Linked DNA regions of Homo sapiens: regions 2, 3, 4, 5, 6 and 7 are each linked to region 1. A link is a loop called in an ENCODE intact Hi-C map of the cell type or tissue named here. Cell type or tissue: heart right ventricle. All regions are shown on one strand.

Region 1 (4,000 bases):
ATAGGTAAGTTAAGTCTCTTATTTCTTATATGATTATTACAATATAGCCAGATAATATGGTTCATATAACTTAGATTCTTAAACATTTTGACTTTAAAGACTTTCTTTGTGACCTAGTACCTGGAGCAGGAGTGAGGTAAGGTAATATTTGAAACTTGAATAGGATATGATTGGAGTTTTAAACAAAATGATGTTTAATAACCAAACTGATCCTGACATTATTAAATCTCCCCAAGATTTCATTAAGTGTCAGGAAAAGGATATTTTGCAGAGCCCAGGTAAAAGCAATGACAGGAAAAAATAATGTCTTCCTACTTTCATTGTCCAGTGAAGCAAGATTGCTCAATAAACCAATTATAGTAGGTCCTCAATTCATGCTTGTTGAAAATAATCTCTAGTTTTAATCTTTTATCTTCCATTGGATGCAAGCAGGGCTGGACTTAGACAAAATGAGAAAGTGGAAAAGTTTGTTTTTAGAATCTTCTTATCTTAGACAAAATTAGGAAGTGGAAAAGTTTGTGTTTAGTATCTTATCTCTGTCTCCAATTTCTGGCATTCCCTTCTGCCCACTTTTCTGCCCAGTCTTTGTTCAGGAGCCATCACTCCATATGCTTGTGGCTGACCCACTGGGAATCCTTAACAGAGCCTGGCACTCCACCCACACTGCCCTAGGTATGCCTCCAGAGCCATGCACAGATATTCACCTACTTTCCCTCCCTTGGTATCAGCAAGACCTTGCTAATATTACAGAGCACATCTCTAGTAGTGTTCAGGGAAATATTCTGGCTTAATGAAGTCCCAGGCTGTAAATAACATTTGTAGGAACAGTTGCAACTTTGAAGAACCGCTATAAGGGCTAAGGAAGGACACTCTACATTGCATTCAAGGGTCTCTGTGTCTCCCCTTAGTGGGCAAGGAAGCTGCCATTTTTCCTCCTCTAGAGCAAGTCTTATCTTCTCATCCTTCTAGTGAGGCCACTGGGCCTCTTATTCGAGATTCTTTCTTTTCTCTTTTTCTTCTCTGTCATCCCAATTAGCTTTCAGAGTGTCTATGATAAAAAAGAAAAAGACAATCTACAATTCAAAAAATTAAAAATTATACTAGAGTTTATGCCTGTAAGTGATCTTTTGATAATAAAACATGTAGGATTTTAAAATTTTGATACTCAATTTTTACAAAAACAAAACTGAAATGTACACCACTGTTTCACAGAGGATATCTTATAAGAGAATTAGAATGGCTGAATCTGAACTTGGCTTCCATAGCTTCTCACATCCAGAAATTCCAAATAAATAAAGTAACTCAAACAACGGCAGTCTGACAACTCCTATCAGACCTGGAGGACACAGGGACCCATCTTCCATGTGTTAAAGGGTGAGGAAGAAAGTAAAATAGGAAAACAAAAAAAGTATGCTTTATCCAAGGGCCTATGTCTTCCCCAAATGACTTTACATTCAGAATCTCTTTGCCTAACTCTCCCCAATTTGAGAGGTATTTTTCTTCAAAATCCTGATCCTGCTTTCATTCCATTCCCTGTTTAGTATAAATTCCTGGCTAAACACACTTGGTCTCAGAGAACCATGTCAAAGGTTACTAAGGTCAAAAAAGCTTTTCTTATTTTCTGACAGTCCCTGAGGTCCTGAGAGAATGCATTCTTCTTTTGTTTGGCTGGTAAATAGGAAGTTCTGCATTTTACTTTCCCCAACAAGGAAGCAAATATTTTCTTATTGTCTTATTCTGTGGCTGTATTAAAGAAAAAAATCAGCATTTCCAGAGCTCTATGCTAACAGGCCACTGGGTGGCAGTCCTGAGCTGTAATGCAGAAGAGAAGAGTCAGGAAAAACCTGTAAACCAGAGCGGGAGATATAATAATGTTCAGGAGATAACAACGTCATCAAAGATCAACTACTTTCCACCAATAGAGCCTAATTAAATGAAAGGAATCATACCAGGAAAAAATGGAGGTAGTATCATACGTTTAAATTAAAACTGCCCAAGACGCTTAGATAAAATTGGCAGAAAAGCATCCCTCCTTCCACTTTCATTATCACCAAGGTAACATGGTCCAGAGTGGAGCTGAATGTCAACCCAGTGCTAATGGGCAGGCTTCTTCCTACTCAATTTTCCCTTTTTCACCAGGACTTCAGAATAAAGCACTAGAACTCACACTGTCCTGCTCTGCAAGCTCCAACCCCAGATTAATCCTGAAATCCCCCTTCTCTGCTTCTATATCTTAGTGATTTGGGGCTTCTAGAGAGAAGTACAACCGTGGGAACTGGTATCTTCACAAAGGTATACTTTCCGATTTCAGAAGAATACTCCATTCATCTTGTCAATACTTCTCCTTATCTAAAAACAGCATCTCTCCCCTCATCCCTTCTCCTTCCCTCACTCCTCTCTATAGCGAGAATCTCATACCTTCAGTTCTGTCCATCCCCTGTCAGCAAGTGATCTTGCCCCCACAGAGACTACTGAGCCCACAAACCCTCAAATCTTCACTCTTCCATCCCACCCCCATACACATCCTGCCCCCATACAGGTTTATCTTCATTTTCACTCATTCTTGCTTCCTGTCCCACCAATCACAAGAAATAGAACAGCTGCCCTCCTCTCCCCTCCAGGTGTCTCCCAGCATTTCACCACATGCATCAATTTCTGTGTCTACATAAACTGTTTGCCCCGCCCCCACCCCCGAATGCTAATATGACAAGAGGACATATTAGAGGAGAATCGAATTCTCTTAGCAAATGGCATGAAAATTCCTTTTGGAGATTTCTTAGAAAAATTCATGGATAAGCCCATTGAGGTTGAAGGCGAGACCTTGACTCTGGGTTGATCACTCAGTTCTAGACAAGAAAAGTAATTCCTTGCTCTAAAGGAGGAGGAAGTTGGGAAAAACGGAGGAGGAGCCAGCAGGATGGCAGAGGGCAGTGTGGTTGGGCGTATAACCCCTCTCCAGGAGCACCTCCAAACTACCTTAAAGTTCCTTGTTAAATTGTTAACTCAATAGATTACCATTAACATGAGTGTTTGTGTAGAAACTGGCGAGAAGGCTGAGATTCGCACTGTGGTGCCACAAGATGGATCTGAAACCACAGGTACAGATGTGGCAGGGGACACAAAGAGAAGCATGAGGGAGCAAGCCTCAGAAATTTAGGGAAATCATAAAAGGAATCTTGGACTGTGGCTTTGGACCAGGTTTACAAAGATGGACCAACATCTCACAGAGCCAGGGAGGCCCCAGCTGACATTGGCTTGCTCTAGCTTCTCCCATCCTAAACAAAAGCCTCTCTACCCTGAGCCCTTTTTCACTTTCTCCTTCTGTCATCATCCAACTCTCTCAGAAGCTTGGTCTGTACTTGTGGCAGCTTCAGCACCTCCCAATAATTTCTCAAACTTCTGCTGACTGTTCTCACCAAGGTCATCAATGATGTCCTCATGAGGAACATTCTCAGTCCTTGTCTCACAGAACAGTTCTTCTTCATTAGGCACCACTGATAACTTTCATCTTATCTCTCCTTGGGTCTCTGACCTTTCCAGTTGCCTTCACCATGGGCTGCTCCTCTTCTTTCTGCTGCTTAAATGTCAGTGTTAGGGATTGAGGAGGTGCATTTCCAACCAGCATCTGAAAGACTTATGATGTTCACCAAACTAGGGTTAACAAGCCTGTGAGTTGAATTTGACTACAATTGAGTCAAACTGAATGGTGCAATCAGAGTGTGAATGAAGGAAAATAAAGAAACCAAGGGAGGAAACATTATAAATGGCAGGGAAGGGAGGCCAAGAATGTTCTTGAGAATATTAAGAATATTCTGAGAATAAAAGAAACAAGCTGGGTATGGTGGCTCACACCAGCAATCCTAGCACTTTAGGGAGCTGAGGCAGAAGAATTGCTTGAGCCCAGGAGTTCAAGACCAGCCTGGGCAAAATAGCGAAATCTTGTCTCCACTAAAAATACAAGAAATTAGCTAGGCATGGTGGTGTGCATCTGTGGTCCCAG
Region 2 (4,000 bases), 330 kb after region 1:
ACCCTAGAGAATCCTAAAATGAGAGGAGCAGCAATAGCTTCTTCTGCGTGAAACAGACAAAATGCATGTTTTTGAAAAATTCATTTGAGAAAAACGTGTAAGACTGTCTTCCAAAATCTGAAAGACAAGACAGATATCTCTAATAGCACAATTCAAATGCTGCCTGTGGACCAGAGGTGGCCCACTAATGGATGGTTCCCCAGAGGAAGCATCCAGAAACTTCTTGAGCTTCCAATATCAGTGCATATGAAAAAATATAGTTTTTCATTGTAGCACCAAAAAAGATAGAGTATCCAAACACATGTTATCTTTCTGATTTTTCTTTTTTATTGTATTTTAACAGTGTATTGGTTTGTGCTAAATTGGAAATATAAAAAACCAGTTTATCACCACATTGAATGTAAGAAACACTGTTTTCTATTTCCTGGCACAGTAAAGAGCTACATGATTGTTTAGAGCTCCTGATTCAGCCTTTTTTTAAATAAGTACAAACAAAAGCAATAGAGTATTCATTCATTCATTCATTCATTCATTCATTCATTCAGGATGGAGTCTTGCTCTGTCACTCAGGCCAGAGTGCAGTGGTGCGATCTTGGCTCACTGCAACCTCTGCCCCTAGGTTCAAGTGATTCTCCTGACTCAGCCTCCCGAGTAGCTGGGATTACAGGTGTGTGCCACCACACCTGGCTAATTTTTGTATTTTAAGTAGAGATGAGGTTTCACCATGTGAAATCCTTTCTCAGTCTCCTGACCTCAAGTGATCCACCTGCCTCAGCCTCCCAAAGTGCTGGGATTACAGGTATAAGCCACTGCACCTGGCCTAGAGCATCCTTTTAAAATAAACTTATTTTAGAAACAGTTTATTGATAACCCATGGCTCCAGGAATGGCCTTAAAATGCTTACTTATGACACAAATAGTACATATTATACTAACAGAAATCTTCATGTGAGAACTACACTGAAAGTTTGAATTTTTCACTTTTTTGCATTTGTTTTTTCTTAAAGAATTTACTCAGAAAGTATTGATTTTTTTAATTGCGAAAAAATTTGCTGAATGCACTTTTGGTTTGAACTTCATTTTAACATTAATACTGCTGATTTAGATTATAAGGAAAGAGATTAAGTCTCATATGAAGGAAATACTGTCTTCAAAATGAAACCTTGGTTTCAATGACTTTCAGATACCATTTTCACCAACTTAAGTTTGTAAACGTTCTCAAAGTTTCCGTGGACTTGCCAACTGGTTTTCATTGTTTCAGAAGAATTAAATCAAAGTTCCTGGTGTCAGATCAGCTCAGCACTGAAGTTTGTTAATTTCAGCCAAGCTTATTCTACCTCTTATTTAATTTTTTATGTTTACCTAAAGTATAACACTGGAAATTAAGAAATCATATCAAATATGGTATTCATTATATGAAAACAATGAAAGCGAGCAGGAATTAAAATTTTGCTAGTAATTTCCTTCTTTTCAGTCCTTTAAAAATAATGAAAGTTGGAATTGTTTTATTACTCTCAGATACTTTTTAGTATAGAAGGAAATTTCTTCAGAGGAATTATCAAATAAAATTAATAAAAAGAACACTACTATGTTGTCTCTTCATTTACTAAGAGATTTATAACTTATTGCTTAAAACACTCTGTCCTCCAAAGAAAGATAATAAAAGGAGGTAAGTTACTGTACTGTGAATGTATTAAGAATTGTCCTTGTCACTCGTCAGCTTTGTGCTCCACTGCGCCATCTTGTGGAAGACGTCTTCAGGAATCCTGCTAACCAGCACTTTCTCTGTACTTTAATTTCTCCTCGTACACGTCTTGACCTTCTAGGCTGACCATTTCAGCAGACGTGGCAAGACCCTTCCTCAACAAGAATCCTTAGAGATCGAGCTGGCTGAGGAGAAGCCAGTTAAACGTTCCATCATCACAGTGGAGGAGCTAACAGAGATAGAGCGTTTGGAAGATCTGGATACCTGTATGGTAAGACACATCCTCTGGTGGTACCGTTACCCTTTTCACTGGACTGTGCCATTGTTTTTTTTTTTTTTTTTAAATCTCACCTTTTGAAATCAGACCAAACAAAACACTGTCCCCACCCTCAGACAATTCTTTCAGAAAAGTCCTAAAGAGGCCGCTAATGAAGTGAATAAAGCTGAAGCTTCAGCCCCCTTCTAAGGCCCTGTAGCCATAGTGGGAAAATTCCTAATTAGGAGAAATAGATTAGGTAACTCTTAAAGGTTTTTGTGACAGGAAAATATCTTCAAATAAAATTATAAATAAGCCATTAAAAATGTGGAGAAAGACTTTTTCAAATAAAAAATATATATAGGGTGACTCTTTCTTGGTCTTACCTGTTTTCTTTTGTTACACAACTTTTTGACAAACCCTTAAATTTGGGCTTCCTGTTTAGATGAGATTCTGTTTCGTTAACCTGATTTGATGTGCTTTAGAAGATGGAATGCACACTATAATGTTTACCTAACTGTAGGTCTTAATTTCTTATCCATTTTCTAAATTTCATGTAGCATATCCATCTGGCCCTATAACTAGAGTATTTAGGTTGTTAATACCTTTTCACTCTAAGGAAAATTTTATCTGAATCCTATTTCATTATTTTAAAATTTATATTAATCAGCATAGCTACTTCTCACTTTACCATGAAACAATTGTTTGTGTCTATATCATCCTCTGTATTCAATATGTTTATGTCTTACAAAATGTTTACTTTTTAATAATTCCTTATAATCTGAGGTGGTGGTGGTAAGACTAGGTTTTGGTTACTTATATGTCCAAATGTTTCTACATTAGCTTGTGATTTTAGTAATTTTTAGATGAAGCCATTGTTAAGAAATAGTACTTGTTTTAACTTTGAACACCAAGGATCTGATATGGCCGATATTACTTTTCTAACCTAGGAGGGAATGTAGTGTGTTAAGAAGTTTACTTATTTATAAACCACTGTTATCATGTTTTAAAGTCTGTGAATAAAATATTTGAGGGTTCTCTATGTAAAGTCCTGTCCTATACAAGGAGAACAGCAAAGAAAGCCTAATGTATAATCCAAGATTGTAAGCAACATTCTAATATCACTAAATAAGGCTGAAAAACAGTTTTCTATATAATTATATAAACCTGCACATATATTTAATCTGGGTGGAGGAAATTGTCAAGTTTTTAAAAACTTGGTTGTCCATCTTATTATAACATTTATATTTCATAAGTATTTTGAGTTTGTTTGCCTTTTGAGGCATTAGAAGTTGGACACTATGTTATAGGATAATTGTTCTGGAAAGCTCTTAGACTAGCCCTAAAAGAAAACAAATAATAAGAAATAGATTTGAATTAAAAATTTGAAATCAACTCCACATACCACGTTTCCTACCAGATTTATTTGGTCATGTGTAAATTGGAAAAGGGTGAAGGAAAAAACAAGCTAGTAAAATGTATTTTATTAGGTTTATAGATGATGTGGTTTGGAATGAGGAAAAGTTGGTTATGAAAGACTGGCTCACCTACTGTAACGTTGGTTTTAAACTGTGTAAACTTTGTTTGGAAGTAAGTTTTTTTGTTTGTTTAATTTGGTTTAGTTTTGTGAAAGGAAGAAAAAGGTTGTTTGTTTGTTTTAAGTGAGTGAGTTGAGGGTGGAGGAAAGGAATAATTTTAAAAAATGCAGTTGGAAGACCACCCTCAGAACTTAAGGGACAGGCCTGCAGCAGGCACAGCCCCTGTGAGTCAGCATCCATTGTAAAAACATTCATGTTGCCATGATGCCTAAAGAGGCAGGAGTAGATGTAGATCTCTTTGAATTCAACTCTCAGGACAAGCCACGTTAGGAGGGTAGACTTTATCTGGTTTAAAGGGCCAAGGAGGTAAGCAGGGAGGGCCATTCCTGAGATGAGCCTGTGTTGAGTCCTAGGGTGAGGAGCAGGGCCCTGGGTGTTGAGGGAGTGACAGAGAAACACAAGAGCTCTTCATCAAAAAAAGAATATATAGGTAGGCATGAGT
Region 3 (4,000 bases), 140 kb before region 1:
CTGTTAAAAGATTTGAGGTTGACCTGGATGTCCCAATGTGGAAGGCTATCTAAAATATATTGATGAGTAAAAAATGCAAGTTGCAGAATATCTGTACTAGGATTTCATTTAAAAACAATAGCAACATCCCAAAGGTGGTGTGTGCTTTGCCAAAATTAAAAAAAAATAAAAACAACGGCAACAATAACACTCCCTCACTACCAACTATGTGGGACATCTTATTGAAAACAAATATATGTAGAGAAATGTTGCTATGTCCAGAAACAGGCCTGGGAGGATACACACTGAGCTATTATCAAAGCTTACCATAAGAGTGGGTGGAGGGAAGGGCAGGAAACAGGGTTTCCTGAGAGGTGCTTGGTGGGGTTACTTCCTTTTTATTTTACATAGCTCCACATTCTTAAGCTTTTTCATATCATTTAAAAACATTCAAAAGGAAATAAGTAAAAAAGAAATTTTAATAAATGCCTCTGCTTGCAAGCTCAGAGTACAAACTTTTGCTTATACATTTTAAATAATTAGAATTTTAAAATTAAATTTCTGCATTTTTTTCAGAGGATCTGTGGTAATGAGAAAAAGTACTCTTTCCTTTGGTGATTATTTTGCAAATATAAAAATGGCAAATTGCCCTTTCTGAATTTCAGTGCAAATATTCTAGATATGATCCTAAAGACTTAAACAGTTTTGAAGTGCAGGCAGACAGAAACTCAGTGGGCCATTCCCTTAAACCAACTAGCCCACCAAATTCTTGCTCAGAGGTGAGCACAGACAAAAATGTGATGCAGGAATTCACTAATTCAATGACCATGTCTTTGCCACACAAATACTCATTCTTGTCTTGGCAAACATACCCTTTCCCTCTTATAATGTATTTCTCTTTCTTATACCAAAACCCACTTCCAGAAGGGTGCAATAACACATTCACATGAATGTATAAATGACTCTTTAATGTTATACCTTCCTAACCAGATTTGCTTTTTAACAAACTAACAAAGGAATGAAGCTCTAATGGTGGAATCTCACACATTAGTCAGAATCTGGGGGCTTCGGCAGTCACTGACTGCTTATGCATATCCACAGCGTCCTCAGCAATGGCCTGGGGGCGCCAGGTGCTTCCAGACTTACAGGTGATGGTATATGTCAGGATCCCGCTGGAGCCGTGTTTGGAATCCTATATACAACTCATCCCAGAGTAGACCATTCTTCACCACGTGTCTGATGACATCCACCCGGCTATGGATCTGAAATAGACATGGAACCACTAGCAGGGGCAACCCAGGAAGCAGAGTATGGATCCCTCCTGTCCCTGGGAGGAGCAGCTGCCCATGATGGCAGAGGCACGGAGAGCCAAGGAGAAGAGTCTCTGGGAGCAGATATCACAGGCTGAGGAGAAAAGGAAAGATGCTAAGTGCAGCAGGACTCGAAAGAAGGAAAACAGGAAATGGATTAAGAGCAGGGGGAGCATCTGACTGAGAGCACAAACTGCAGATTCATGGGTTCAAATCCAGACTCTAGCTGTGTGATCTTGGTCACCGTTCTGTGCCTTGGCTTTCTCATCTATAAAATGAAGACAATAATAGAACATGCCTCATAGGATTGTTGTGAGGATGTATATAAAATACTTAAAGCCTGGCACATAGTAAGCACTCAAGAAATCTTTGCTGTTATCGTCATTCTAAAAGCCGAGTGTTCAAGTCTCCACCTGAACATTCAGAGGCAAAGCAGAGCCTGGAAGCTCACAACAGTCTATAGTTTCTGGCCTGTCATAGAACAGGATTACTTTAAATCAAGTGGTCAAGATCCTTATCCTTAAAGAATCCCAACTTTTAAACTGTTGAAGAGCCAAAGCAGCACAGGATTAGGAGACAAGCAGAGATGGTCTTGAGTCTCAGCCCTGCACTTACTAATTATGTGACCTTAAGCTTGCTAAGCCTCCGTTTCTCTATTATGAGACTGTTGAGAGAAAAAAATGAGATAACTTATATAAAGAAAATAAAGAGAAGTTATCCTTGGTTGCACATAGTTTTAACAATCCATCGGCACCAATGTTAGAGTTTAGAGGAGCCCTTTCAGTGTCTGCAACAAATTTTCTCCCGGTAAATATCATGCTAATATCAGTAGAGGCAAACTTTCCATAAGTGACAGGCTATTAAATGACACAGAATGATTGGAAGTTTGGCATTTTTAGATCTATTTCTCTTTTTTGCACCATTTGTATAAAACAATTATATCCATCGTGAACTGAGGTTACAAACATAGGGCAGAGTTTTGCTAATAGAGGTTTAGAAACATGATTCTACAATTTGGTCAGGTTAAGGTCGGCCTGGCTAAGATGCAGTACCAGGACCTGGTTCCTCCCAATGCAGGGTAAATGGCCTTTTTTGGCCTTTTAGCTGGGAGAGAAGCACACAGGAGAATTGGAAGTAGATTTAAGAAATATTTGGGGTGTAAAATGGAAAGGTCTAGATGACTGATTAGATTTGGGGATGTAAGGAAAAGGGAAGAACCAAAGATTACTCATTTGTTTCTAGCTTGACTGACTTGGGGAATGATATTACCAACGATCAGATAGAAAAAGGAAAAAGAACATTTTAAAGAAGGAAGATGAGGAATTGAACTTTGAACAAGTTGAAAATTATGTATTAAGCATTCAGAAATTCAGACAATTATATCTAGCAGGCAGTTGACTATTAAGAACCCAAAGCTTGACAGCACTGGAGGTAGCCAGAGAGCGCTCTGGGCTGGACATATGGATTATTTTTGGAGTCATTAACAGAGAAGTGATGTTAGCAGGTGAGTTTACCCAGGAAGAGACTTGGGAAGAACAGTGGAATGAACACAGAGTCCTGGAAGGAAACAAGAGACTTAAGCAGTGGCTGGGGAAAGAGGAACTCCAAAAGAATGCAAAAGAATATTCAGGAAAACAAGGAGGTACTGTCACTGGGCTAAGGAGAAGACTATTGGTTCACAATGACGGACAAATTGCGTGCATAACCTATCTCCTCTGCATTTCCAGATCCAACTAAAATGTTGCAAAGCAATTATACAGGAATAAACTGCCACATTGAAAAGAAAAGGAAGTGATTCATTGACAGGAGAATTCAACTAATTACGTGAATCTAGAAAGCATGCAGACAAGTGGAAACCGAAGATGCAGGGCAGAGGCTGTACAATCCCAGACAGTACATGGAGGGGTGTTCAGATGTGGAGGGAAGAGAAGTAGGTACTGCGGATGACAGGAGGGCAAGCACAAAAGTTATGTCCATGAGATAGCTGGCCCCTTCTCTACCCCTATATATGGCTCCCAGGTCAAATATATTTCTACAGTTCTCTCAATACATAGAATCAATTTTGGGGTAGGGGGAGAACAAGGGCAGGTAGTGTGTTTGTGATGCTGAAAGCAAGAGCCTCCACATTTTTGCACTCGGGGGTCCCCTAGCTGGCTTCTCTCCTCACCTTCACAGCTTAAAGCATACTGATGATCCTTTGGCCAAATACAGCCTAGCTCTCATTTCATGTAGTCTATAACTCTTTAAGAACATTGACTCAGCTTTCTACATTTATAACTTTGGGTATTTCACATGAAAATCCAGATTTCCAAGTTCTCTGGAAATTTCAGATCAGCCGGAGCTCAGCAGGCCTGCCCCCTTCTCATCCCGCATTCTACTTGATGCAGTCTGCCCCAGCTTCACCAGTTTATGAGATGTGCCTTGCACCAGTGTGCGAGCCCTCTGTAAGTAGAGCCTACTGGATGACAGATCCTACACCTATACATAAGAGCCCCAAATCAGCTGAAAAAAGTCTTTTTATCAGTAAATATGGACTAATCCTGTAATTCTTAAAAGTCACCCACAAAGAAAGGAGGATCAAGCTAGCATAAGTTTTCTTTAGAGCAACCTTGTCTATAACTGGAAGCCAAAGGAGCAATGCCTTCCGGTGTCTATGGAAAATGATTAGTCACCCAGAATTACATGCTGAAACTTACTTACACACCATGAGG
Region 4 (4,000 bases), 270 kb after region 1:
ACACCAGGCACTAACTCAAGAATCACCTGGCAGGATTAAGAGAAGGATAAACATTGTCAACTAGATTGCTTTCATCATTCTAAGGCTTCAGATTAAAATCCTTTCTGTCCTTGGACACATCAGAAGACATGGATCAAAGGGAAGCCAATTCATTACTCCTTCTGATTCAGTGAGGGGGTTGTGTCTTTGACCAACCTGTTCTTCCTGAGGGTGTATCAAAAGGAGACACAATCATAGCGCCACCTTTCAGGGACAGTGCTCATGGTTAACCTCAGTCCTGCAATTTGATGGAAGTGTTGGGCCATTTATAGAAACACAAACCTCATTTTGTTTCCTGGAGTGCAAACTGAGCCTGGATTTTCTTGATGTTGCAGGGGTGAACAGCCTTTCTCAGTCACTCAGTGCCAATCCATTGACCGCCTCTACCCTTGTCCACCTCGACCTCTCAGGGAACGTCCTTCGTGGAGATGACCTCTCAGTAAGTTTTCTTTTCTTTATTCCATCTTCGAAGAAGCTGTGTTTAATAAGCCTGGAATAATTCTAAACATGTCTTTGTAGTGCATTTTCCTGCCTCTCTCTTTGTCATGACACCTTTGAATCATTTAGTTACGAGCTTATGAAGTGTTTTACTGAAAATTCCAGAGCATTCGTTAATTAAATGTCATATATCACCACAATTATTTTTTTTTCTCATTTAGTGATGCTGAAGTTCACATTTTTTTGGAAGTAATGCTGTTGAAGAATTTTTTTCTTCATTTAAAAACATTAGCTTACAGGGACCAGGCATGGTGGCTCACACCTGTAATCCCAGCACTTTGGGAGGCTGAGGCAGGCAGATCACGAGGTCAGGAGATCGAGACCAGCCTGGCCAACATGGTGAAACCCCATCTCTACTAAAAATACAAAAATTAGCCAAGCATGGTGGCACTTGCCTGTAGTCCCAGGTACTCAGGAGGCTGAGGCAGGAGAAGTGCTTGAACCCTGGAGGCGGAGGTTGTGGTGAGCCGAGATTACACCACTGCACTCCAGCCTGGGCGACAGTGTGAGTCTCCGTATCAAACAATAACAACAACAACAACAACAAAAACCCATTAGCTTACAGGTTAAAATTGCCTGGTAAGGAAGATTGGGCACATTAACTGAACTTTCTCATTATTATTATTGTTACTGGGAAGACTGATGGTTATAGGTTACAATTGAAAGGGAGTATTGGGATAAACCTGAGCACTCGTCTATTCCGTGAATAAAATAGGGAGAAGAGTGGTCAACATATAACCTGGGGCCATTTCTTCGGAGTTTGAATATGAAGGCAAAAACTACTCTCTCAATTATAATAAAATTTTTAATGTAACTGAATCAATAATGTAATATTTGGCAGATCTTTGACACAGTGGATTAGGTATTATCTCATTTCCATATGTGGCAAATGATCCCCTCTAGTCACCAAGATAGAATTGTTTCTTTAACAACATGGCCTACACCCAGCGGCCATCTTTGAATGGCCTTAATTTGCATTCCACTGCTTTGCCACAGGGCTGAAAAACACTGTGAAATTTATTCTTATTTCTCTTGTTTTGGTTTACCTGTAAGGCAGGAAGTACAAATGAAGGCCTTTTTGTATTTTTTTTTCCTTTTCCTCTCCCTTGAACTTAAAATTATTTAAATAATACTTGATTCCTGGTGTGCCACGATTTTTCAATCCATTTTCCAGTTTCAGTTGTTACCTTCACTGACAGTTCATAAATCTGCTCCCCCCCAAAATAAAACAAGGCCAATGTGACACCACCAAAATAATACTGTGGCAAAGTAGAAGAATAGAGGGAAGGATAAAAGGAAAGGCTAAAGATTAATAAGATTCAGCTAAAATAGGAACATTAATAGTCACCTAAAACAACAAAATAGCTCAAGATTTCTTTTTCTGGCCAGGGTGGGTCCTGTTGTAGCTTGCTTCTGGGGAGTGGAACGATGAGACCTGAGTGAGAGTGGGCTGGAGGGGAGAGTGGGCGGGGAAGGCAAAAGTTCCAGGAGCCTGGCGGCAGGTGCAGGAGTTTACCTGACCCTGTGCCCTCAGGGAAAGCAGCCTAGCAGGGCCTGGCCTCTTTGGAGAAGTGTGGCCAAATAGTCTTGTCACCATTTCATGGTGATAAGAGCTCCCCCAGCTGGTAGCTGGGAGCAAAGCCACAGTAAACTTAAAAGTCTCTTGAGACAATTTTTGCCAGGCAAACAGAGAGAGAGAGGCAGAGGATCTTCATGTGAGAGCAAAATGACTTTTCTGAATCAGAACTTTTCATAACAACATCCATTCTATGGCTGGGTGTAGTGGCTCACACTTAGAATTCCAGCACTTTTGGAGGCTAAGGCAGGTGGATCTCTGGGGTCCAGGGGTTTGTGACCAGCCTGGACAATATGTTGAAACCCTGTCTCTACAAAAAATACAAAAATTAGCTGGGCGTGGTGTCACATGCCTGTAGTCCCAGCCACTCAGGAGGTTGAAGCGGGAGGATGGCTTGATGCCGGGAAGTGGAGGTGGCGGTGAGCCGAGATCATACCACTGCACTCCAGCTTGGGCGATAGAGCCAGACCCTGTCTTAAAATAAATAAATAAATAAATAAATAAATAAATAAATAAATAAATAAATAAATAAAAAAAAATAAATGTCATTCTGTGTGTATGGTTATTTTAAAGTGTTAAGTGTTTACAGGCTATTTTTTTGCTCTTCTGAATTCCTTGATAGGATTCTTCTGAAGCACCATATAGCCAAACTGCTACACATAGTAAATGTTTGCAAGGACGTACTCAGTATAAGCTTGTTTGTTTTTGCAAGTATCCAGTGGCATCCAGTGAAGCAGAGGAGAATTTAAGCTATTTGCCTGGTGGCAGGGAGCTTGGACTCAGCTTGTTATGGGTGGGCTCTGGCAGTTGCTACACATACAGGGTAATTCCAGAACAACATTGCTGTTGATGTTCAGTATCTCAGTTGAACTGATCTGTTGATCAGTCTCATTATTTTGATGGCCTTGAATGAGAGGACTGGGGAAGTTTAAGCATTGTGACCCCCTGAAACCAGAAGTGTCTTAGCTATTAGTGAAATTTTTAAAAAAGCACTCATATTGCTGCCAAGCCATTCTTGTTAGCTTTGAGAAGTAACTAAGGGTAGAAAAATCATTATGTCGGACAGAAGAGAGGATAGCCTGAGACCATCCTGTGGTTCAGATTCAGATTCGTAGTTCTGCAAACACTTTCAAAAGTGATTAGCATTTTGATAGAGTGATTGCAGTTCAGGTGGTATTTTAATCTCAGGGGTTAAAATGAATTAGCACGGTTCCAAAATTGTATAATAAAAATTAAGCTATCCAGGAAAACTAAGTCATGCATAACAAAATGGGGGTTTGGTTTTCAATATTCCATTTGGCCTTTTTTTAACTCAAACATAATTTTAACTATTCTTGGGATTTTCACTGTCAGGGAACCTAAAGGAATGACAGAAAATTCTGATAATCCCCTTGGGAAGAGCAGAGAATGATCTGAGAAATTCTGGCAACTTCCTTTTAAAACATTAACTTGCATTGTGTGTATGTGTGTGTTTCTAGAATCCTAACATTTATCTTTTATTTTTTTTCAAGCACATGTATAATTTTTTGGCCCAGCCAAATGCCATTGTTCATCTGGATTTATCCAATACAGAATGTTCCCTGGACATGGTAAATTTAAAATATATATATATCTTGCTCTGAGGGGTCTCAGAAGAGCTATTTAGATGGGATGTAGGGGACCTCTAATAAAAGATTCTCCTGGACCTAGAAATACTTGAAAAGAAGAGTGCCTTATTTCTTTTTCAGGTCTGTGGAGCTCTTCTCCGTGGATGCCTTCAATATTTAGCTGTGCTCAACCTCTCCAGAACTGTCTTCTCTCACCGGTATAGATTTATTTCTGCTCTCATTGTCATCTGGAAGTGTCTTCTTCTGAGAAAAGTTGTAGTGATAAGGAAAACAGTGATAA
Region 5 (4,000 bases), 370 kb before region 1:
AATGGACGGCATCTAACACATAGTAGGTCGTTAATACATGGTAATGACAATATATCCAAGAGTGGGATAATACTATTTATTGAGTACATGCCATCCACTATTTAATGAAAGACGTAATCTATATGAAAAGACACAAGGCTGGCATGGTGGCTCACGCCTATAATCCTAGCACTTTGGGAGGCCAAGGCAGGAGGATGACTTGAGCTCAGGAGTTCAAGACAAGCCTGGGCAACATAGTGAGACCTCATCTCTACTAAAAAGAAAAAAAAAAATTAGCCAAGTGTGGTGGTGCATGCCTGTAGTCCCAGCTGCTCAGAGGCTGAGGTGGGAGGATCGCTTGAGCCCAGGAGGTCTAGGCTATAGTGAACCGTGATTACACCACTGCACTCCAGCCTGGGTAACAGAGTGAGACTATGTCTGAAAAAGAAAAAAAAAAAAAAAAGAAAGAAAACACACAGTAAATTGATATGCATCAGGGAGGCAAACAGCAGTGGAGAGACAGAAGGAGATCTTTGCTTTTTTCTGTATTTTTATGAGAATGTATTACTATATAATTAAAATGAAAAAAGAGAGACTATCTTATTTAATGTAGAATAGTTTCATGGAGGAAAGTAGCATTTGAATAACAGAGTTTCACCACAGTAAAATGAAGACATGGGTGTACAGATACTTCCAGGCTGAGTGAATGGCATGTGTGCATTCGACAATGTTTCTTGGATGTCTACTGTGTCAAGCATGAATAAACGTGTGGGGACGAAGGCATGCTAGTCACATGTGCATAGCAAATGAGGAAACTAATCTCATCAACAGAGGCTTGTCAGTGACCCAGCTTTACTTTAATCAGTTGTTTCTGGCTTTAGTCAGCTGTTGTTTTCCTGCCAATCACAAAGCAAAGCACTTTACATTCCTTGGGGCCTAAAGACTAAAAGTTTTATTGAAGGAACCAAAATAATTTCATAAAAATAGGTAAAAATCTTCATCCTTTAAAAATTTTTTGAAGGAAAAAAAATAAAGTTTTATGAGATTTCCAGTTAAGAATTCAGTACAGGCTGGACGTGGTGGCTCACACCTGTAATCCCAGCACTTTAGGAGGCTGAGGTGGGCAGATCACCTGAGGTCAGGAGTTCCAGGCCATCCTGGCCAACATGGTGAAACCCTATCTCTACTAAAAATACAAAATTAGCCGGGTGTGGTGTCGGGTACCTGTAATCCCAGCTACTCGGGAGGCTGAGGCAGGAGAATCGCTTGAACCTGGGAGGCGGGGGTTGCAGTGAGCCGAGATCATGCCACTGCACTTTAGCCTGGCAACAGTGAAACTCCGTCTCAAAAAAAAAAAAAAAAAAAAAAGGAAGGACACAAAACCTTACATAGAGTATAACCTCAGCCATATATAAATGGATCCCCAGGGAAAAAAGTCTAGAAAACCATACCAAACTGTTAAAAATAATTATCTCTGGTAGGGTAGAATTAAGGAGAAAATTAAATTTTTGTCAATAAGTGGTAATTTTTATTTGATTTATAAAAAGATGATATACTTATTTTGTAATACAGAAAAAAGATGTAAAAAAGATCACATACCTTGGCAGGGAGTGTGTATACACAGAAAAGTTGGTTGGATATTTTAATAATTTTAACAAAACTTAGCACTGGGTGGAATGATTATATATGACTTTATTTTTTTTTTGTTATATTTCTCAATGTTTTAAAAAAAGAAGTTACTACTTTCAAAGTGTTTAAATAGAGATTGAAGAAGACACGAACAATTCCTCCCTGTTTACCCAGTAATTTTTTAGAGGCACTCCGAGGAAATAATTTTGATGAGCTGGTCCAGAAACAGCTGTTAGTCCTAGGCTGTTCCCACACAAAGACATCCATATGACAAATGGGTCCCTTGGTACTTCAGCCTCCTTGAGTTGCTATTTATAACCTTTGTGCTCTGGGTTGCTTTTATATTTATTTAAACGTGATTTTACCCATATAAAGATGCTGTGGATGGTATCACACAATGTGTTTTGCCTTCTACAAATAGCCCTGTTAGTACGCTGGAGACTCTTGGCCAGGCATGGTGGCTCACACCTGTGATCCTGTGCTCTGGGAGGCCAAGGCAGTAGGATCACTTGAGCCCAGGAGTTTGAGACCAACCTGGGCAACACAGTGAGACCCTATCTCTACGAAAAATTTAAAAATTAGCCAGTCATGGTGGCGTGCGCCCGTGGTCCCAGTTACTCAGGAGGTTGAGGCAGGAGGATTGCTTGAGGTTAGGAGTTTCAGGCGGCCGTGAGCCACTGAACTCCAGCCTGTGTGACAGAGCGAGACCCTCGACTCAAAAAACAAAACAAAGCAAAAAACCCAGTAAGTTGAGAGTCTTAAATGAACGCTTCTACTTTCACCTGACTTATAAACGTTGCGTGGGTAAGCTGACAGCAAAAAAGGTCCCCGGATGCTTAAAAAAGAAGCATGTGCTGTTACCATCACTTGTCAGTAGGTGGCAGAAACTCACCAGCTCGTCCGTGCCTTCCTGCCCGTGGAGCCAGCACATTTAAAAACAGCTTTCAATAATAATTAGAACACAACAACCCACTTAAAAAGACTTACTGAAATAAGAGCAGAATTAAAGAAGCCTGCATTCTACTAATAATTTTCTGCAGCATTTAGTTAGTCTTTAAAAAAAATACTTCTGAAAGAAAGTATAATCGACTTGTTTTTGTAAATCCTAAACTGGACATGCTAATTCTAATAAAATCCAAAGTGCTCTTTAAAAACCTCTGCAAATTGGTCAGGCACGGTGGCTCACACCTGTAATCCCAGTACTTTGGGAGGCCGAGGTGGGCGGATCACCTGAGGTCAGGAGTTCGTGACCAGCCTGGCTAACATGGAGAAACTCTGTCTCTACTAAAAATACAAAAATTAGCCGGGTGCGATGGTGGGCATCTGTAATCCCAGCTACTCCGGAGGCTGAGGCATGAGAATCGCTTGAACCCAGGAGGCGGAGGTTGCAGTGAACAGAGATAGTGCCACTGCACTGCAGCCTGGGTGACACAGCGAAACTCTGTCTCAAAAACAAAACAAAACCTCTGCAAATTAGTTCAGGATTAATCTATTGCCTGTTTATGTAATTACAATGGAAGACTGGTTGAAAAGAAACTGATCTGACATTGTTACTAGATAAAGGTGAATAAAGGGGAAATCCTTTGAAGGTGTTTTTCCCCCCCCTTTAAAATTACCAGAAATTTTATATCTGAAGAAAACAATGTGAGAAAGGTACTTGGTAGTGATGTTTTTTTCACTTCTCAGCCCATGTTACTAAGCAAAATTTCTTGGAACTGCTGTAGTGGCATCACTGATCCTCTGATTGTAGCAATAATGTAGCACAATGGCACTATCCAGGCACAAACAGCTTTTGTGCCGTGCTTCTTAAAGTTCTATCTGCTGTGTAAGCCACTGGTGGTACTGGCCACGGAATTAGCACTAACAGTGGGGCAATGACAGTTACAGTCTGTCTTTGAGGCCTGGCCAGGTTTCTTACAGGCTCTTGTCTGGGGGCCTGCTGGCATTTTCACAGTTGGAGAAAGCTGCAAGTGTTCTTGACAGTTTGTGATTACCAGTGCATGATCTAGAAAGCTTAATGAAAGCTTTCTAGCTTTCACTCAAAAAACCATCATGGGGGTTACCTCTGAGGATGCGCACTGGGGGCTTGCAGGGGTCATACCTTTGGATGTTTCACGGCGCTCACATATTACTGATCTAACACCTCCTCCACAGCCTCGTTTGGAGGGTGTTACAGCAGCTGCCTACTCTTGCCTGCCTTCCTTTGCTCAGACACCATTCTGCCAGAAGAACGCTCTACATCATTTTTCCCAGTTCTATGATGATCTTTCCTTCCAAGAGTCACACTTCCTACTTTAAGACAACCAAGTAGCTATACAGTCAGGAGCTCCTATTACAGGTGTTACTGATCTATTGACCAGGCATAAATAATGCAAGTTTACTAGCTCAATGG
Region 6 (4,000 bases), 380 kb after region 1:
AATCTCCATATTTATATTTTGACTGATTCTTGCTGGAACTTATTTACAGTAAAAACAACAGATCTGTGTCTTGGTTTGAAATGCAGGAAATGGTCAACAAGAGGCTCAGAGTCCCATGAGCTTAATGAAGGAGGAGATGAAAAGAAAAAGCGAGATTCTCGGAAAAGTAGTGGCTTTCTCAATTTAATCAAATCCCGGTCCAAATCCGAGCGACCACCAACGATCTTGATGACAGAAGAACCCTCCTCACCAAAAGGGGCAGTCAGAAGTCCACCTGTGGACTGTCCCAGGAAGGACACAAAGGCCGCCGAGCACAATGGCAATTCTGAACGGATAGAGGAGATAAAAACACCTGACTCCTTTGAAGAGAGTCAAGGGGAAGAAATAGGGAAGGTGGAACGGAGTGACAGCAAGAGCAGCCCACAGGCAGGGCGGAGGTATGGGGTCCAGGTGATGGGCAGTGGTCTGCTGGCAGAGATGAAAGCCAAGCAAGAGAAGAGAGCTGCGTGTGCGCAGAAGGTAAGGGTGGACCTATTTTTAATTCATTCATTTATTTGATATATAATAGATGCACACATTTTCATGGTGCATGTGATATTTTTATGTATGTCTATCACCTTAAACATTTAACTTTCCTTTATGCTGGGAATATTCAAATTACTCTCTTCTTGCTATTTTGAAATTGACAATAGATTGTTGTTAACTAGAGCTACCCTACTGATCTGTCCAATACTAGGTCTTGTTTCTTCTATCAGCTGTGTTTTTTGTACCCATTTTGTACCTCTTTTCATCTCCCCCCATGTCCCCACACTTCCTGCCGTCTGGTAACCCCCAATCTACTCCTTGTCTTCGTGAGATAAGTGGGGGTTCATTTTTGACTTGGTTGTCCTTGTTTGTGTTTTTGCCCTCGCTGGGTTTATTTGGGTGAGAAAATAAAAATAGCCTGTTGGTTAAATAGAAATCCAAAACCATAACTTATTGCTAAAGAACCTGGAGCACAGACCCTAAAGAAATGGCCATGTTCTCACTTTGGCCTGAGGGTCACAGTCTTGTGGAGTGCCGGCATTCTAACATAGGCTTTGAAGACTCCGGTCTTTCCCCACCTGCCCAGGGGCCTCCTGTGCATGTTGTGGAAGCATGTCAGAGATGTTCCGGGGCCAGGTGAAATGCTCACATCTGGGGGAAAAGACAGTCGGCTGAATCCAGATGGAAGACTGAGGGTAATATTGAAGATAGGTGAACTAACAGAGGGAAATAAAAACACTGAAACTAGATTATATATAAAAATGGGAACTATTTTCTAACTTATTCCCTTTTCAAACCTAAAAATTATTCTCTTTTTAAACCTAAGAATGCCTTGCTATATTCCAGATTTAAAAGACAAAGACAAAAGAAAAAACACTCAAGGTATTCTATTAGAATTAACTGAATATTTGACCATTGATATATATCATCTGTTGCTACAGAGAATAACTTCATAGTTTAAAATTTGCTGAGTTCCCCCCAAATCTGACTTAAAACATTATTTATTCTTCAAATCTCCTTTTAAAGTATAAGGAGTCTTTTTCACTTTTCTTTTTACCCCTGTTTTCTCTTGTCACTCACTACATGAAGGATTGTATCTGTGTGATAAGATGAACATACCTATGTTTAAGTCAGGTTGTGGTTTCTGTGCATTATCTTGAGCTCCATTATTTTTACACAACTGGTTCTCCAAGAAAGGAAATCACATGTCTATTTTATTTGAAGTATCACAATAAAACAGTTCATCCCGGTGAGCCCTTGACTTTCAGAAAGTAAACAATTAACTACATGGCAGGTGTAGGGAGCTCTTTTATATGGCTTCTAAACAACCAATGTTTAAAAATTAAACTCCACTTCCCACCTGATCTTACAACTATTTACCAAAGTTCTCCCACCAACATCAACATTATTTAGCAATTCTTTAATTGCAGAACCCTCCTAATTCACTGAGCAACCCTTAGAGTTGGGAGAGACCACAGAACTATATCCTGCTCACTCAACAAAGGAGGCATGGTGTGGCCCTCACTGGTCAGAATTCTGGATAATACTACAACCATGTCATTAGTGAGTCAGATGCCCAAGGAAATGTTAAAATTTTAATCCATGTTGTGAATTTCTTTATAACAATGAATGTGCGGTTTTGATTAATATGCTGTTTATGTTTTTCATGATTAACAGTTTCTTTTTGGTGTAAAGATGACATTTACTAGAGTGTTTTATTCATGTACTTTGGATTTGATATATAAATCGACTTAAAGTGACAAAACCCTTATGGTTTTATATTTGTTTAGGGCTTACACAGTATTAATGATCTGTTAGCGCCATCTAGTGTCACTTTAAAACAACCATTGTTAAAAATTCTTGCTATTTAAAATTCAGACCAGTCATGGGTCTTCTGTCAAAATCATTAAATAATGAAGTTTTTCAAAAATTAGCTTTAGAACATTTTTTTTCTAAAGTACCATGACTGTATTCTTTCTAAAGGTAGCAACAATAGCATCAATGATCAATATACTGTTGATAAAATATATGATGTCTTCACCCTCCTATAAGTAATTCTCTTTGCGTTGCTGGCATTTGAGATATATACATATAAATATGTTTAAAGAAAAAGAACTGTAAGTATGAAGATATGACACTTTTCATTTATTGACAAAAGAGAGAAATAAGCAGTGAATACTTAGAGTTCATATATTTTCCTCTGGGGCCTCCAAGTCATCTGTCCACACACAAAGGCAATGGGCATTGTATTATTTTATCCTTATTCCCCACAGTCACTTTGGGATTTATAAATAACTTTAAAAATCTGGGAGGGAAAAGAGAACAACTCCCAGGATTGCTTTAGAGATGCAGGCAAATGGGGTGCCCCGGGTACAGAATTTAAGGAGGTCCTCACTTTCAGGTGCCTGCCATGCACTTGGAGGAACCTGAAAGGGAAGGATGTGAAAGGGGACTTCATGGATGGTCCCCAGCCCTGTCCTGCAGACACTTGTCCTGGGCACAGAGGGCTGGCATGGGACTTCCTTTTTAGGGGATCACTTTTCCATAGTGATGCCGAATAGTGTGCTTGTGTTAGCTGCAGTGCTTGTATACACATTTCCTCCTGGAGATCTGTTCAGCACCTTGCATTCATGACAGTGGAGCTTTTGTCATCTTCCTGAGAAATTCCTCAGCCTTCCTGCCACTTGGGTGCTTCCTTCTGATAGAGCCAGCACTCCTGGGGAGTGTGTGACTGGGGTAGATTGATGAATTCAGGGAATGAGGCTTATCTCACCTGCATTTCAAATAATACTTCCTGTATCATCAAACACAGTTTAAAGTTAGGAATTGGCTGCAGAGCTTTTTAGGTTTGTCAGAAGCATGGGATGAGCAGGAACCAGCAGTCTGAAGGTCAGACTGCCTTGGGAATCATCATGCCTGCTGGTCTACTGGTCCACAGTGTTTTTGCTTGTTAGACAGGCAGTAGATGTAGACCATCTTTGTCAATATAATTCTTAGATGTTATGAAGTAAACACCAGACTTTGCTTTGTATATCTTTTTTTTGTATCTAAATGCCTCAGTCTAGTGTAGACTTTCTAAACTTTCTACTCCTACCCCAAGACAGTGGCATTTTACTTTCCCCATCATCACCATCACTAATTCCTCCCACCTGCAGATTTTTAAAAAATTTATTCGGTCCTGTTCATCTGTATTTACCTCCTAAATAATAGATCTGTGTCATGTGGTTCTACCTCAAAGCAAGGAAGACCCTGCCTATTTCAGGACCCCTTTCACCTGTATTATCATTGAGGTTGGAAAGGTTTCTGCTGCTTTGAAAATTATATATATATTTTTAAATAGATAAGGTCTCGCTCTGTCACCCAGGCTGGAGTGCATTGGCACGCTTTTATAGTTCAGTGCAGCTTTGAACTCCTGGGGTTGGTCAGGTGATCCTCCTGCCTCAGCCTCCTGAGTAGCTGGGACTTCAGATGCATG
Region 7 (4,000 bases), 490 kb after region 1:
AGTGCCAGATGACCCAGCACAACTCATGAGTTAATGTTTGAAAGGTGTAGTGGTCTTTCCCTCAGTTCTTCAGCTGCTGCCTGGGACGCAGGATTTACTTCAGTGGAGTCAGTTATGAGATGCGGCAAGAAGAGAAAGTGCTCTCCAAGTGCGTGTTTATTTTACTGCAAATTTCATTTTCAGATGCATGTTTGTGTAAAATGCCTGTACATTTCCTTTGGACCATCTGCTGTGGAAGTAATAGGTCAGATTCAAGGGTGCTCTTTCCCTGCGGGCGTGGGGTCAGACCGATTCAGATCTTGTTCTCTTACACAGGCAGGGAGCCCAAAACTTGCCTCTGCTGTCCTTCTCTGAGAGTCTACCAAATGGCTTCCTTACTATTGTTGCACAACACTACACATAATTTTAAATTATATCACCCACAATTTCTTTTAGAAGCTCCACAGAAAGACGTCCATAAAATTAGCCCTAGTAGGGTTCTTATTGTTTCATTAAAGGTTTCTGGTAACTTTCTGATGTGATGGAACAGTCATAACTACAAATTTTATACATTTTGGATACATGACATAGGCGTTTGCTTTCTTTTTAGAAAAACGTGAAACTAGGAAGGGAGTGTATTCAGAACTGAGCTCCCTACCTGGCTGATGACAGAAGCATGGGCAGTGGAGGAGCCAGTAAGTGATCTCCCAGGCATTCAGCTCACTCAGCCCCGTAGCCTCCCTTAGAGTGCTTTTCCATGCTTGTGTCTTAAACAATGGGCACAAAGTGATGAATTCGGAATGGACACACAGTAGCTGCTTTTAAGCGTGATTCCACCTGCCTCTAGCTGTCGACATAAGGCCACACTAGAGTAATTTTGTGGCAAATTCTGAGCTTGGTTACAGAACTTTTGGGCAGGCAGGACTCAACAAGCAAATCCCCCCCAGAGGGGGATTATGATTTATATTTGCAAATCACCAAATAAAGTTCACATAAACCTCATGAGAGATTCCTCCTTCCATGCTATAAAGTGGAGGTCAGAAATGTCGAGACTTTCCCCAGGCTCCTCAGGAAGAAAGAAGCAGAGCCAGGACTCACACAGGACTTCTGACTCAAAAGCCTTTTCTCTCATGAGCCACTGGCCATGTGCGGTGGGCAGAAGTGGCTCTTACTCTCCTCCTCAGGAAACTCCCCAGGGCTGAGGGAGGGGATGTGCTGAAGGGTCAGCAGGTGAAAGCAACCCTCACATAGGCCCATTCTGTAGGAAAGGGCAGAGCCCCTGTGCCCCAACATCTACTGCAGCAGAGGCCAGCACTTGAATAAGAAGTGCTGAGGAAGTGACCAGCACTTCTTTCTGAAGCAAGCCTAAATTAAGGGATAGTAAACCCCAGGAAGGAAACTCTGGACTGCTCCACTAGCATGAAGACAGCCAAAAGGGCACCCAGGGTGCTCTGCAACCTTTTGCTCACAGAAGTGGAGGTGCTGAAGGTGCTTACTCTAAACTGAAAAAGGGATATTCTCTGAACTTTCCTCACTCTTTCCCATCCCCAAACTCGCAGACTGTGATAAGCCATAGTTCCACTATTAGACGGTAATCCCCTGCATGGCAAGATCTTTGTATTTCATGGTATTTCCAGAAACTCAAATTGAATCCAACATAGAATAGGCTCTCAGCAAAGGAGTATTAACGATGATATTAGATTTCTCTAGATAGATAAAGATTTCTCAACCCTGGCACTTTTAGCATTTGGGGGCAGATAATTTTTCTTTTTGGGGAGTTGTCCTATGTAAGATGTTTAGTAGCATCCCTGGCCTTGACTATGAGATGCCGGACCCACCACCAGTTGTGACAACCAAAAATGCTTCCCAACATTGCTGAATGACCATTGGTAGCAAAATCAACCTTGGTTGAGAATCACTGCTTTAGAGGAAGAAATGAACTAACATATCTGAGCCTGGGCTATGTGCTGGATGCTTTATTGATGTGATCTCAGTTTGATCTTCACAATAACCCTGTGAGGTAGGTATTACCATGTACAGCTGAACAGACTGAGGCACAGATTATGTAACTGGTTCAAGAACTCTCAGCTTAGATGTAGCAGAGCTAGATTCTGAAGTAGGCCTGTCAGATTCCTATGCTGACAGGAGGCAGAAATAACAACGGAAACAAGATCTGTACAGGCATTCGTGGGTGTTCTACAACTGTTGTTCACATAATCATCATTCTCATGTCTTTTTCAGTTTACTAAAAGGTTGAAGTCTGAATGTATATTTTAAGCACCGATTTCTATTTTTTCTCCGTAGGACTATTAAATGCAGTATTCATAATTTCACTGTAAATTTTCTCCAGTGTCACTTCAGAAATGTATTAAAAGTCAGATATATTTTCACATGGAATGACTACTGGGCTCCCCCTGGTGTTAGCTTTGATTATATTTGACTTTAAAGGAGCTCATGTGTGACCGCATTTCAAATTAATGAGAGCTTTCTCTAAGAGGCAGTTTAAAAAATTCAGCTGGCTCTCATTGATTGCATTATAAAATTGTTTTATTCAGATTTTGCAAATATTATATTTAAGGGCCTAATGTAACTTAAGTTTTATAATGTTACAAAACAACTAATTTGAATTTGTTGTTCAAATTATTTTTTATGGACCCAAAGAGACATTTGAGAATATGGGAGTAACTGGCAAAAACAAACATATACAGTCATGAGCCACATAACAATGTTTTGCTCAATGCCAGACCACATATATAACGGTGGTCCCATATATTATAACACTATATATTTACTGTACCTTTTCTATGTTTAGATATTCAAATACTTACTATTATGTTACAGTTACCCACAGTGTTCACCACAGTAACATGCTGTACAGAAACCCAGGAGAAATAGGCTATACCCTATAGCCTAGGTGTGTAGCAGGCTCTACCATCTAAGTATGTGTAAGTACACTCTGATGTTAATACAACGAAATCGGCTAATGATAAATTTCTTAGAATGTGTATCCCTGTTGATAAGCAATGTATGATAGATGTGTGTGTGTATATATATATACACACACACACATATATATGTATGATAGATGTGTGTGTATATATATATATGGAAATGTTCAGTCTCACTTTGATGAAAAGAAGTGCAAACCAAAATAATGTGGTAATGCTGTACTCTACCAACTAAACAAATTTTTCTTTAAATAACACCAAATTATGTGAGGGCAAAATAAAATTGAAACAGTCATGCTTTGCTACTGGCCTTCTGGTGCAATAATCTGGAATAGTAACAATATGCAGAAAAAGGCATAAAATCTTGTGTATTCTTTGACCTAATCATCCCATATCTAGGAATGGTTTAAACAAATACTTCAGAAGGAGTTAAAGCTATTTTTGCATAGATGTTCATTACAGCATTGATTGCAATAATAAAATATTGGAAACAGCCTAAGTAGTTAACAGTGATCAGCTTGGCCTGGCCTGGTGGCTCATGCCTGTAATCCCAGCACTTTAGGAGGCTGAGGCAGGTGAATCATCACGTGCCTGTAATTTCAGCTACTCGCGAGGCTGAGGCAGGAGAATCATTTGAACCTGGGAGGCAGAGGTTGCAGTGAGGGGGATGTTGTGCCACTAGACTCCAGCCTGGGTGACAGAGTGAGACTCCGTCTCGAAAAAAGAAAAAAAAATTCCCCCCAAAATATCCCAAACAATGAAAGATGGTATATTTAACTAAATTATGGTACAACCACTTTAGTATAGTTGCAGTTAAGGTGGGCTTTAGAGTCAGACTATCTGGGTTGAAATGCTGGCTCCAGTGCTAGTTCTGTTGCTCCAAAGAAGTTGAATCTCTTCATTGGTAAGGTGGGTATAATAGTAGTACCTAGCTATAGGATTGTTTTGAGGATTAAACAAGATCAAGTGCATAACACATTTAGAAAAAAATGTGTGGTACAAAGTGCTCAGTATATGTCTTGATGCAGCTATTGAAATTGAGAATTTAAAAATAAGAATTATAAAATTACATA

Evidence for each region. Hi-C counts contacts between places; a loop is a spot of excess contacts. Peaks named below come from ENCODE experiments on the same cell type or tissue, not always from the same donor. Only the 100,000 strongest peaks of a DNase experiment are listed, where the experiment ranks them.
Region 2: it touches region 1 in a loop (20-fold over the local background); 62 of 110 quality-filtered maps call a loop at or near these places.
Region 3: it touches region 1 in a loop (4-fold over the local background); 2 of 110 quality-filtered maps call a loop at or near these places.
Region 4: it touches region 1 in a loop (4-fold over the local background); 31 of 110 quality-filtered maps call a loop at or near these places.
Region 5: it touches region 1 in a loop (12-fold over the local background); 2 of 110 quality-filtered maps call a loop at or near these places.
Region 6: a loop joins it to region 1, with 4 times the contacts of the local background. A loop is called at or near these places in 44 of 110 quality-filtered maps.
Region 7: a loop joins it to region 1, with 7 times the contacts of the local background. A loop is called at or near these places in 40 of 110 quality-filtered maps.

What each region holds. Positions count from the first base shown.
Region 1 is chr6:25,221,859-25,225,858 of GRCh38, forward strand. No RefSeq gene overlaps it. Among named protein-coding and RNA genes, the nearest start is that of CARMIL1, 56 kb to the right of the region's middle. In heart right ventricle, CTCF peaks have their summits at 1,800 (motif pointing right) and 2,003; a DNase peak (open chromatin) is centred at 1,803; H3K4me3 peaks cover 521 bases; H3K27ac peaks cover 2,204 bases; H3K27me3 peaks cover 238 bases.
Region 2 is chr6:25,554,876-25,558,875 of GRCh38, forward strand. CARMIL1 (capping protein regulator and myosin 1 linker 1) reads left to right here. Exons shown (of 37, transcript NM_017640.6): 29 at 1,826-1,975. Among named protein-coding and RNA genes, the nearest start is that of SCGN, 95 kb to the right of the region's middle. In heart right ventricle, a CTCF peak has its summit at 1,747 (motif pointing left); a DNase peak (open chromatin) is centred at 1,766.
Region 3 is chr6:25,085,659-25,089,658 of GRCh38, forward strand. It overlaps the pseudogene CMAHP. Among named protein-coding and RNA genes, the nearest start is that of RIPOR2, 150 kb to the left of the region's middle. In heart right ventricle, no CTCF peak of the experiment used is centred here; no DNase peak of the experiment used is centred here; H3K27ac peaks cover 4,000 bases.
Region 4 is chr6:25,488,108-25,492,107 of GRCh38, forward strand. CARMIL1 (capping protein regulator and myosin 1 linker 1) reads left to right here. Exons shown (of 37, transcript NM_017640.6): 13 at 375-478; 14 at 3,625-3,702; 15 at 3,841-3,917. Among named protein-coding and RNA genes, the nearest start is that of SCGN, 160 kb to the right of the region's middle. In heart right ventricle, CTCF peaks have their summits at 2,162 (motif pointing left) and 2,366; DNase peaks (open chromatin) are centred at 2,114 and 2,484.
Region 5 is chr6:24,853,699-24,857,698 of GRCh38, forward strand. The region is part of intron 8 of RIPOR2 (RHO family interacting cell polarization regulator 2); the gene reads right to left. Among named protein-coding and RNA genes, the nearest start is that of ARMH2, 57 kb to the left of the region's middle. RefSeq lists an enhancer at 2,303-2,597. In heart right ventricle, a CTCF peak has its summit at 2,476 (motif pointing right); a DNase peak (open chromatin) is centred at 2,493; H3K4me3 peaks cover 351 bases; H3K27ac peaks cover 378 bases.
Region 6 is chr6:25,600,228-25,604,227 of GRCh38, forward strand. It overlaps CARMIL1 (capping protein regulator and myosin 1 linker 1), which reads left to right. Exons shown (of 37, transcript NM_017640.6): 33 at 87-519. Among named protein-coding and RNA genes, the nearest start is that of SCGN, 50 kb to the right of the region's middle. In heart right ventricle, a CTCF peak has its summit at 2,344 (motif pointing left); no DNase peak of the experiment used is centred here; H3K27me3 peaks cover 512 bases.
Region 7 is chr6:25,715,948-25,719,947 of GRCh38, forward strand. No RefSeq gene overlaps it. Among named protein-coding and RNA genes, the nearest start is that of H2AC1, 8.6 kb to the right of the region's middle. In heart right ventricle, a CTCF peak has its summit at 2,395 (motif pointing left); no DNase peak of the experiment used is centred here; H3K27me3 peaks cover 1,198 bases.